2 separate regions of the Mus musculus genome follow, and region 1 is linked to region 2. A link is a contact called in ENCODE Hi-C or POLR2A ChIA-PET data. All regions are on one chromosome and are shown on one strand. Each heading gives the region's core, a stretch centred on a gene start or an enhancer-like site at or near the end of the contact. The rest is flanking DNA. Distances are from core to core; before and after follow the strand shown. Region 1 has its middle 14 kb from the start of Gm24242. Region 2 holds the start of Rfc3 (replication factor C (activator 1) 3).

Region 1 (5,288 bases), core at 2,062-4,561, 36 kb after region 2:
ACCACCCAGAAGTGGACAGCTGCAGCATTACAACCCCTTTCTGGGACAACCTTGAAAGACACAGGTGAAGGGAAATCTTCACAGTGGGCAGAACTTCGGGCAGTACACATGGTATTACAGTTTGTTTGCAAGAAGAAATGGCCAGATGTACGATTATTCACTGACTCATGGGCTGTAGCCAATGGATTGGCTGGATGGTCAGGCACTTGGAAAGATCACAATTGGAAAATTGGTGAGAAAGACATCTGGGGAAGAAGTATGTGGATAGACCTCTCCAAATGGGCAAAGGATGTGAAGATATTTGTGTCCCATGTAAATGCTCACCAAAAGGTGACTTCAGCCGAGGAGGAGTTCAATAATCAAGTGGATAAGATGACCCGTTCTGTGGACAATCAGCCTCTCTCCCCAGCCATCCCTGTCATTGCTCAATGGGCACATGAACAAAGTGGCCATGGTGGTCGAGATGGAGGTTATGCTTGGGCTCAGCAACATGGGCTTCCACTCACCAAAGCTGACCTGGCTACAGCTGCTGCTGATTGCCAGATTTGCCAACAGCAGAAACCAACACTGAGCCCCAGATATGGCACCATTCCTCGGGGTGACCAGCCAGCAACCTGGTGGCAGGTTGACTACATTGGACCACTTCCTTCGTGGAAAGGACAGCGTTTTGTTCTTACTGGAGTAGATACTTATTCTGGTTATGGATTTGCCTTTCCTGCACGTAATGCCTCTGCTAAAACCACCATTCACGGACTGACAGAATGCCTTATCTATCGTCATGGTATTCCACACAGTATTGCTTCTGACCAAGGAACTCATTTCACAGCCAGAGAAGTACGACAGTGGGCTCACGATCATGGAATTCACTGGTCTTACCACATTCCCCATCATCCTGAAGCAGCTGGGCTGATAGAAAGATGGAATGGCCTTTTGAAGACGCAGTTACAGCGCCAATTAGGTGGTAACAGCTTGGAAGGCTGGGGCAGAGTTCTTCAGAAGGCAGTATATGCTTTGAATCAGCGCTCGATATATGGTACAGTTTCACCCATAGCCAGGATTCATGGGTCCAGGAATCAAGGGGTGGAAAACGGAATAGTTCCACTTACTATCACTCCTAGTGACCCTCTAGGAAAATTTTTGCTTCCTGTCCCCATAACTCTAGGTTCTGCTGGCTTAGAAGTTTTGGCTCCAGAGAGGGGAGTGCTCCTACCAGGAGCTACAACAAACATTTCATTGAACTGGAAGCTCAGACTTCCCCCTGGTCATTTTGGGCTTCTAATGCCCTTAAACCAACAGGCTAAAAAAGGAATAACAGTGTTAGGAGGGGTGATAGATCCAGATTACCATGGGGAAATTGGATTACCTCTTCACAATGGTGGTAAGCAAGATTATGTCTGGAGTGCAGGAGATCCCTTAGGGCGTCTCTTAGTACTACCATGTCCTGTGATTAAAGTCAATGGGAAACTACAACAGCCTAATCCAAGCAGGATGACAAAGGACGCAGACCCATCAGGAATGAAGGTATGGGTCAATCCTCCAGGAAAAGAGCCAAGACCTGCTGAGGTGCTGGCTGAAGGTGAAGGAAATACAGAATGGGTAGTAGAGGAAGGTAGTTATAAATACCAATTAAGGCCACGTAACCAGTTGCAGAAACGAGGATTATAAAGTAATATGAATGCCCATTGTAAATTTACTAATACGTTTGCGATTGTACGAGGGATAGTTATATCATGTTAGGCGTATTTACAACCTTGTTATTGTTTCATGTGAACATGAGATATTATTTGTGTCAAGTTGACAAGGGGTGGATTGTAGTGGCTATTCCTGGTTGTCAACTTGACAATATTTGGAATGAACTACAATCCGGAATTGGAAGGCTCACCAGTGACCCTTATCTGGAGGCTTGGAGATCCTTATCTGGATCTTGGTTTGAAGATCTTGAGCCATAGTGGCTATGGATTCCAGAAGATTGAATCTCCGAGTTAAGGAACACACCTTTAATCTGGGCTATGCCTTTCATCTGGGATTAAAGGTGTGGTGGAACACACCTTTAATCTGGGCTACACCTTTTGCTGGAGACAATATAAGGACATTGGAAGAAGGGAGTCTAGCTCTTGCTCTTGCTCCTTCGCCTGCTTGCTGCGTGAGACTGAGTAACTGCTAGATCCTTGGACTTCCATTCACAGCTGCGACTGAACCATTGTTGGGAATTGGGCTGCCGACTGTAAGTCATCAATAAATTCCTTTACTATTTAGAAATTATCCATAAGTTCTGTGACTCTAGAGAACCCTGACTAATACACATACACTAGGAAGATTTTGCTGAAAGGACCCAGATATGGCTGTCTCCTGTGAAACTATGCTGGAGCCTGGCAAACACAGAAGTGGATGCTCACAGTCAGCTATTGGATGGATCACAGGGCCCCCAATGGAGGAGCTAGAGAAAGTACCCAAGGAGCTGAAGGGATCTGCAATCCTACAGGTGGAACAACAATATGAACTAACCAATACCCCCCCTCCCCTGGAACTCGTGTCTCTAGCTGCATATGAATCTATATATATGGAGGTAAGAGCGTTAGGTTTCAGAAAAAGACCAACTTGCTGTGGTCTGACAGGAGTCTTGGCATTAATAGCCTTGTGTGACCGTGAACAAGTTATACAAGTTTTTGTGGCCTCATTTTTCCCTTCTTCAAAATGAGGACTATACTGTAACTTAACTATAGAGCAAAACAGGAGTGAGAGGATGGCCCACGTGGTAAATGTATACCTGGGTTCGTAGTTTATGTAGTAATTTACGTATTTTAAACCTCTGTTCTTGCCTAACTCATCATGTTGATACGAGCATAGAAAGATAAAATTCCACGTTGCTTTGCACATAAGAAGCCCTTGATAAATATTTCGTACTCTTTGGTTTCTCTGAGTCACAGCCCTGGCAGTCCTGGAATCCAGCTGGCCTCGAACTCACAGATCTCCGCCTGTCTCTACCTCCCAAGCGGCAGAATTAAAGGAGTGTTCCAGCAAGTTCCTCTCACTGCCTTCTTATTTTTTTACCTTTACTTTCATAGAGCTGCACTTCAAGCACGTGGGAATGTCTGTCAGAAACACTGCCATCTAGTGGTTCATTCGACCTCCTCAGTTTCCTGTTTCAGTCCGTGGCGCCTGAAGGAAAAAAATGTATAAAGCCAACAGGTTTTCCTCCAAACCTTTGCTCCCCACACCCCCCACAACCCCCACCCCCACCCACCCACCCACCCCCGCCTCAAAAAAAGAAAGTGGTATGCCCTATCTTGGAGTTTTCAGTGCTGTGCCCCTTGGAGGAGGAACTTTGAAATGGTGGGTCACTGCTGCCCTCTACTGCCCACCGCAGGCTCAGGAACTGCTTGCAAAGGCCAAGGAGCTGCTCCAGAAACATCAGCTGTGTTTTGTGCAGGGCTTAGTGTGTTTGTATTCGTGTGTAGGCACACATGTGCACACTTAGGGCTGATAATCCATTTACTTTTCTCTTGACTGTGTTGACTTTCAACCATAGGCAATGTTTCCTTAAGCAAAATCAACCTACGTAGTAAAAGATTAACAGAACAGCGACATGAAAGAAAATAGTTAAAGCCGTTCTCGCATTGAGATGGCAGCTGGATCCGGTGTGTCACAGGCAGCTGGGAGGAAAGATTGCCTTAGCTTTCAGCAGTGTGTTGGGTGCTTCTGAGAGAAGCTTCTTGCTTCTATGAAATTTATTTGTTCCTGGACCAGAACAGAAATGGCCACAAACAAATGGAAGAGGTTGGATGTTAATGAAAGAGAAGACAGAATTATATATATGTTACATATATTATATATAAATATATATGTTTATATATATATATACATATATATACCATCATATATTTGACTGCTACCTGTCATGGTCCCATACTCTTGCTTCTTTTTTCAGGTAAGAACATTTGGGTAAAGAATTTCTTAGACTGAGTCTGGAGAGATGGCTCCACAGTAAGAGGACTAAAGTTCCTTTCCTAACATCCACATTTGGGTGGCTTACTACCTGTAACTTTAGTTACAGGGGATCTTATGCCACCTTCTAACCTCTATGGGTATCTTCTAGCCTTTACGGGTAACACACACACACACACACACACACACACGAATAAAAAAATGATAAAATCAAAAACAAAGGCTGGAGAGATGTCTCCATGATCAAGAGTACTGGCTGCTCTTCTGCATGACCTGGGTTTGATTCCCCGAGTATCTGCATGTTAGCTCAGAATCATCTATAACTCCATTCCCAGGGGATCTGAAACCCTGCTCTGGCCTCTGCTTGCAACATTCTTGCATGTAATGCAGAGGCATACATGCAGTCAAAACACCTCTAACCATCAAATATAATGTAAGCAAATAACAAACAAAAAATTAATAATTTCTCAGGCCATAAGTATTGAGGAAATTTCCTAATTTCACCATGAAGTCTTCAGAGTCCTTTACCTAAAATAACCAAGTCACACACATAGAATTCCGTAGTTGCGATAAGGAAGAAGGCAAAGGGCTGGCGAGATATCTCAGTGGGTAAAGGTACTTGCTCCCAACACTGATGACCTTAGTTCAATTCCCAACATGATAAAAGGAAAGATTAACTCCTGTTTGCAAGTTGTCCTCTGGATTCACACACACACACACACACACACACACACACACACAAAACACTATTTTGATAGATGAATTAAAATATTAAAATGTAAAAAGGAGTTGAGCTCATACTTGCATGGACCTCTGTTCTACTTCATTCTTAACCTTTCAGTAAGGGCCCTGGATCTGCACACAGTATCATCTTCACTTCTTCATAAGGCCGCAGTAGGACTTGATGAAGGCAGACCAGGGCTATCTAACAGAACCCAATCCTTGTTCTCCTATTGTGTTAAACCACATTTACTACATTGATGATTTGATTAATTTCTCCTTTCCCTTTGTAGTGATATTTTTTCTAACAATACTTCTTTTTCTTCTTTTTTTATGTCAGATTTATATTGATAAATTCTCACCCCACAAAACACACCCACACAATTAACTCAGAGCCAACTGATATTGATATAAATTAACCACCTAGATAAGACAAATTGTCCTGTAATTATCCATCTCTTCTAAGATATTTATAGCTACCTGTGGCTATTTATTTACTTATTTATCTATTTATTTTTACTAGATATTTTCTTTATTTACATTTCAAATGCTATCCACTTTCCTAGTTTCCTCTTCAAAATCCCCTATCCCCTCCCCCTTCACCCTACTCCCCAACCCACCCA
Region 2 (5,037 bases), core at 2,365-4,864:
CTCACTCTTAATCTGTTATTACGTGAACACTATCAGGAAGTTTGCTTTCTTCTGTTTGTGTTTTGCTGAAACTAGTAATATCTAATTACAAGTAGGAACCTTGAAACTTGAGATCTTTTAGGCTCAGTAGCAAATTTAAATTGTACCACCACTAAAAACATTGTGTCCTTACAGCAGTTTGTTCTTACTTTGACAGCAAAACTACAAGTTTAACAAGTATCTTGATAATGCCTTGATAGTAACAAGTACTTGAAACTGCACAACACAGTTTTCCTTTGCTAGCTACAGCTGGACCACAACATCTGGATGCTGGTGAGCACTTTCCAGTCACTATGGAGCAAACACACTTACTTTTATAATGTGATCCATTCCTAAGCTTTTCCTTGATGAATCCTCTCAGGGTTACACAGGGACTGCCACCAAATCCACATACACAAGAGCTCAAGACTCCTCCTTCCACTCCCTCCACTGCACTCATTCCTTTACATAGACACTCACCTCGGTGACATGGACCATGGTACCCACTGACCTAAGGGACCTCTGACAACAGTATTTTAGAAAAACTCTAAGCTGGAGGACAATGACTATATATATATTTTTTTTTTTCTAAATCTCTAATTACTTTCCTAAGAATATTCAGGAGCAGTTTACCTGGGATTAACTTCAAGGTGGTAGTTGCTTGCAATGGTGCTGATTTCAATTTTTTTTTTAGACGGGGTCTGTGAATGAAACAAGAATCGGTTCAACATTTACTTATTGGCTGTCTTCTTTTTATTTCGTGAATCACCAAATCACTACTGCCAACTATCTACAGTCTTCCATGTTAACACAGAAATAAAAGAAAAATATATTCATAGACTCATTGTTTCATGCAAAATTAATGTATAAAGAAAGAAATTTTCATACACACCTATTTTGCTTTTCTCACTGAATAATGTGTCTTTGCGATCTCTTTCAAGACAACTGGTGTGATGTCATGACAGTGTTATCAACTCATAACATGCATGTTCTACAACTAATTATCCTTATAGATTTTCACTTTGTTGGCACTGTGCATGTCTGTGCCACCTATCCAAGGACCCATCAGCTGAACAAGAAATTAACATGTCTGTAAGGAAACTCTTCCTTCATACACTTGCACCTGTGTATGAACTGTTCTGCCTCACCATGGGCCTCAAACACAAATCAACCGTCCACAGACTCGACTCGCTAAATCCTCTGAAAGTAGTACAAAGCTAAGACTCATGTTGGTGATTTGCCATAAAACTTGCTATTTCTATTTCTTAAAATTAATTCATCCCAATAGTCTCTCTCTCCCGTCGTCCCTTCAAATAAACCTACCTTGCCTTAATCTAGTTTATATTAAACAATTTAGGGATGAACTAATACACCCGTTTCACTTCTCTTCTTCATAACCTTATCTCATTTCAGAAATGTGTCCTCCATATGGGATTTAGGGTGGCATCATACACTTTTTCAACATTAGTATTCTGACTGAAATTTATACCGTAACTTGGGACAGAGACTTCTAAATATTAAGCCTCCCGTGTGAGAACATACTTTATATTTCTATTTATTCAGTTCTTTTGTCTTGTAGAATATTGTTTCTTCTGAGTTAATTCAACATCACCCTCCTGAAGATTTTATTAACAGCATGACCATCCCCACTAAGCATTTTTTCCCTCTGAACACAAAATATCATTACGACACTGTTATTAGATGCCATGAAGGCCTTGAAATTGACATGGCATATTCTCTCATCCCACTGAGGTAAAAGGTAAAAAACCATAACCAAGGCAAGCTACACACTATCATGTGTAAGGAACTGCCAGTTCTGCTGGGCTGAGGACACTTGAGAGAAGGGCATTTCAGGGACTGGGGAAATGGCTGAGTGAAATACACTTGTGGTGTGGACACATGCAAGTTTGATGACTCCGTATAAAAGCTGTAGCGCTGGTCCAATTGCAACTGTCTGTAATACCAGGGACCTCAGAGAGGTGGGCGGCAGAGACAGGAGAATCCCCAGAAGCTCCCAGGTCCGCCTGCCAGCTGGGCTTGGCAGAGTGGAAGGAAATCTCTGTCTTAAATACAATGGGAAAGAGGACTGGCAGCTAACAGTAACTCTACTCATGCCACCTTCACCCACACAAGCACACAGACACACAACTTCCTAAGTCACACACTAGTCACTGGCTAGTGGTGGGGAGAGATATACACATGACCAGGATTAAAAGTCCCCTCCAGAAACATCTGCTAAGCTTCAACCCAAGATGCTTACTGTGATAGTCTGATGCTCAATTCTCAGTTTTTCCACCCCGATACCATAAAGTTCACGTAGAATACACATAATTCTTGTCTTTTTTCCAGCACCTGATGGTCCATATACTAAGAGGTGAGGAAAGTCTCCACACTGCACCTAAGGAAAAAAAGAACAAGACATTATATCTTAGTTAAACTGGGTGAACTAAGTTAAACAAACCACTTTTAAAGTTCCAAGATATTCTGTTTACCATCCAGCTCCAACAGAAAATGTACCAAACTCTGGACACTAATTTAATCTAATTTACATGCACTAAATGCTTAAAAGTAGGCACTCCCTAAGTAAGCTATCTGAAGGGCCCGTTTGAAACTAAGGGATGACAGAAGGCGAACCCAATCTCTGTAACTAAGACAGATGCTTGTCTGGCCCGGGCTCCCCATAATGGTCCTCTTGCTCAGAAGCAGGTGCGCTGATTTCCTTGTAAGTTCACTTGGAAGAGACAGAAGAACTTCACACTAGATCAAGGTTGATCAATGCTATGGAAAAGACAGCAGTAACAGAGTGCCATCAAACGAAAGAGTACTATTAACATGGGGTCTTGATCTTGCCACCGGGAAACTGAACATTAAAGCTTTTGCAAGGAAAACCGGCACGTGTATTAACGAAGCATAATATTCTATTTCAAATTAGTGCATGCATCACGAACCAAAACCAAAACCAAACCTAAAACATATCTTCCACTTCACCCTCGAGTCTTCCAAAAGCTCTCATATGAACGATCGCGGCACTCGTTAAAATAATCTCTCCTTTTCAGAAAAGCCTTAGCTGTGATTCCGCAGTAACTAAGAACAGGGTCCGGGGCACAGTCACCTCTATCAGCTTCCCACCTAAGCTCTCTGTAGCGGGAGAGCCCATCAGGCATTTGCAGTAACACCGAGGCCCGGGCACACCCCCATCCCCGCCCCCTACCGCCGCTGCTTGCTCCTGATTCTCCACTACACTGGCCTTCTTCTGGTCCCCACACCAAGCCATTGAGGTTCCCGGCAGCAAACACACCGCACTTTGAGGAACGCGTCACTCTGACCCCCTCGCTAGCACCGGGGCGCCCGCCTCCTCCCTCCCTCCCTCCCTTCCCTTCCCTTCCCTTCCCTTCCCTTCCCTTCCCTTCCCTTCCCCGGGCTGTGCAGGAAGCTGCTGAGCAGGGCGGCTCACCAGGTTGCGCAGCTGTGCTGCCTGTTCCTTATGATAGTCCAGCCGGGCAAGGGAGCTCGGCCGGTACTTGTCCACCCAGAGGCTCATGACCGCTCCACAGTCGCACCAGCGGACCCGCCGCTTAGACAGTAGAGTTTTCCCGCGAGCGCGAAAGCGTGCGACGTCACTTCCGGCACCCGGCGACTTCCGGATAGGGAGACTGGGCAATCTCAACCGGGAGTGGAGCAGTCGCTGCAGTTCCCACTTCCACCACTGCACCAACAGTCGCTGGATTTACCGGGCAGTGGCTGCCTCTTTGTTCTCACCCTGTAACATTTTAGAAAACATTCGAAGGAATTAAAGATGTATCTCTGACATTCAGGTTCGTCCAATCTGAGTTCTTAGGGAAGGAAATTCCCTCCATTTCATTCTTTCATTTATTCACTGATTCACAACTTCATTCTAATTAGTGCTACATAATCTGTTATCTTTATTAGTAGAACTGCTTTTCTTTAAAATAATAAACAAACTCCAATATTCAATGAGCATTTGCCTACATGCCTCTGTGAACTATATGTTCTGAACTAGGAAAGTAAAGGAAATAGAAAGTAAAGGAAATCAGAAGCGAAAGTACCCAGAAGCATGACAGACAACGTCCAAAGACAGGTAGTTCATGGTGGATCCTAGGGTATATTCTTTTAATCTAAAAGATTGAAAGAATGTGAAGAGAACATAGAAAAAAAAAAAACCTAGGTTTACTTGTTTTCACAAATACAACACACAGATGCCCCCAATAACATTTAGATCCCCAATAACATTTCGGTGTGTGTCCCAGGCAATATTTGCAATGAAATTAATTTTTATCTGAAATTAGATTTTAATTGGTTGCCCTGTATTTTTTAACTTATAACCATACTTGGAATTCTTCAACTTGTGAGACCTGAGGAAGTGGCTGGGAAGGAAGGATAGAGTCCTCAAATCATAGCCAGAGGGCCAAGGCCAGAGACACAGCTCTGATCTGCTCCCTGCAGTAGCTTCAGAAGTTTCTTTCAGACACCTGAAAGCTTGTTGCTATGGTTAATCTTGGTCATCAGCTTGATGAGATTTGGAATCACTATAGAAACTACTATATAGGTATGTTCCTAGGGGCAATGGAGTAGTGCTGCCTCTGGATTCCAGAGTTTGTAAGCAGAGCAAGGCCTCTCACTACACACCAGCACGAAGCAGGGCACTGAGCCCTTAATCTGGACTGAGGTTGAACAAAAGGTATTTGAAGCTTTAGAAACAGCTCTAGCATTGACTCCAGCCCTAAAACTTCCAGATGTCTCAAAACTTTTTCATCTGTTTGTCCATAAAACAAGACAGAAGGGCTTTTAATCCAAATTTTGGGACCATGGAAACACCCTGTGATGTACCTGTCCAAAGGATTGGACCCTGTAGCCACAAAATGGTCCATCTGTCTAAGCTGTGATAGCTACTGCTAGATTATGTAAGCTAGCTCACAAGCTAAATCTGGGTCTAAATCTTGTACTAACAGCACTCCATTACAAGACTGAGGCCCTCCTCTGAGGAGCACCACGCAGTTT

What was found. Hi-C counts contacts between places; a loop is a spot of excess contacts on that map. ChIA-PET counts read pairs that join two places held with the same protein, here RNA polymerase II (POLR2A).
Region 1: a map of T-helper 2 cell shows a loop between it and region 2 (2.9-fold over the local background). The contact joins the enhancer-like site here to the promoter of Rfc3 in region 2. A Hi-C loop is called at or near these places in 3 of 37 maps with a recorded cell type or tissue (T-helper 17 cell, T-helper 2 cell and regulatory T cell). POLR2A ChIA-PET finds 5 or more read pairs at or near these places in 2 of 5 experiments (Patski and embryonic stem cell).

The regions. Positions count from the first base shown.
Region 1 is chr5:151,683,685-151,688,972 of GRCm38, forward strand. No RefSeq gene overlaps it. Among named protein-coding and RNA genes, the nearest start is that of Gm24242, 14 kb to the right of the region's middle. Within about 2 kb of position 3,312, at least 1 of the 3 ENCODE cell types and tissues checked has a DNase peak (open chromatin) inside an H3K27ac peak, as active enhancers do.
Region 2 is chr5:151,647,594-151,652,630 of GRCm38, forward strand. It overlaps Rfc3 (replication factor C (activator 1) 3), which reads right to left and starts at 3,615. Exons shown (of 9, transcript NM_027009.2): 1 at 3,473-3,615; 2 at 2,279-2,416; 3 at 652-719. The coding sequence starts at 3,559.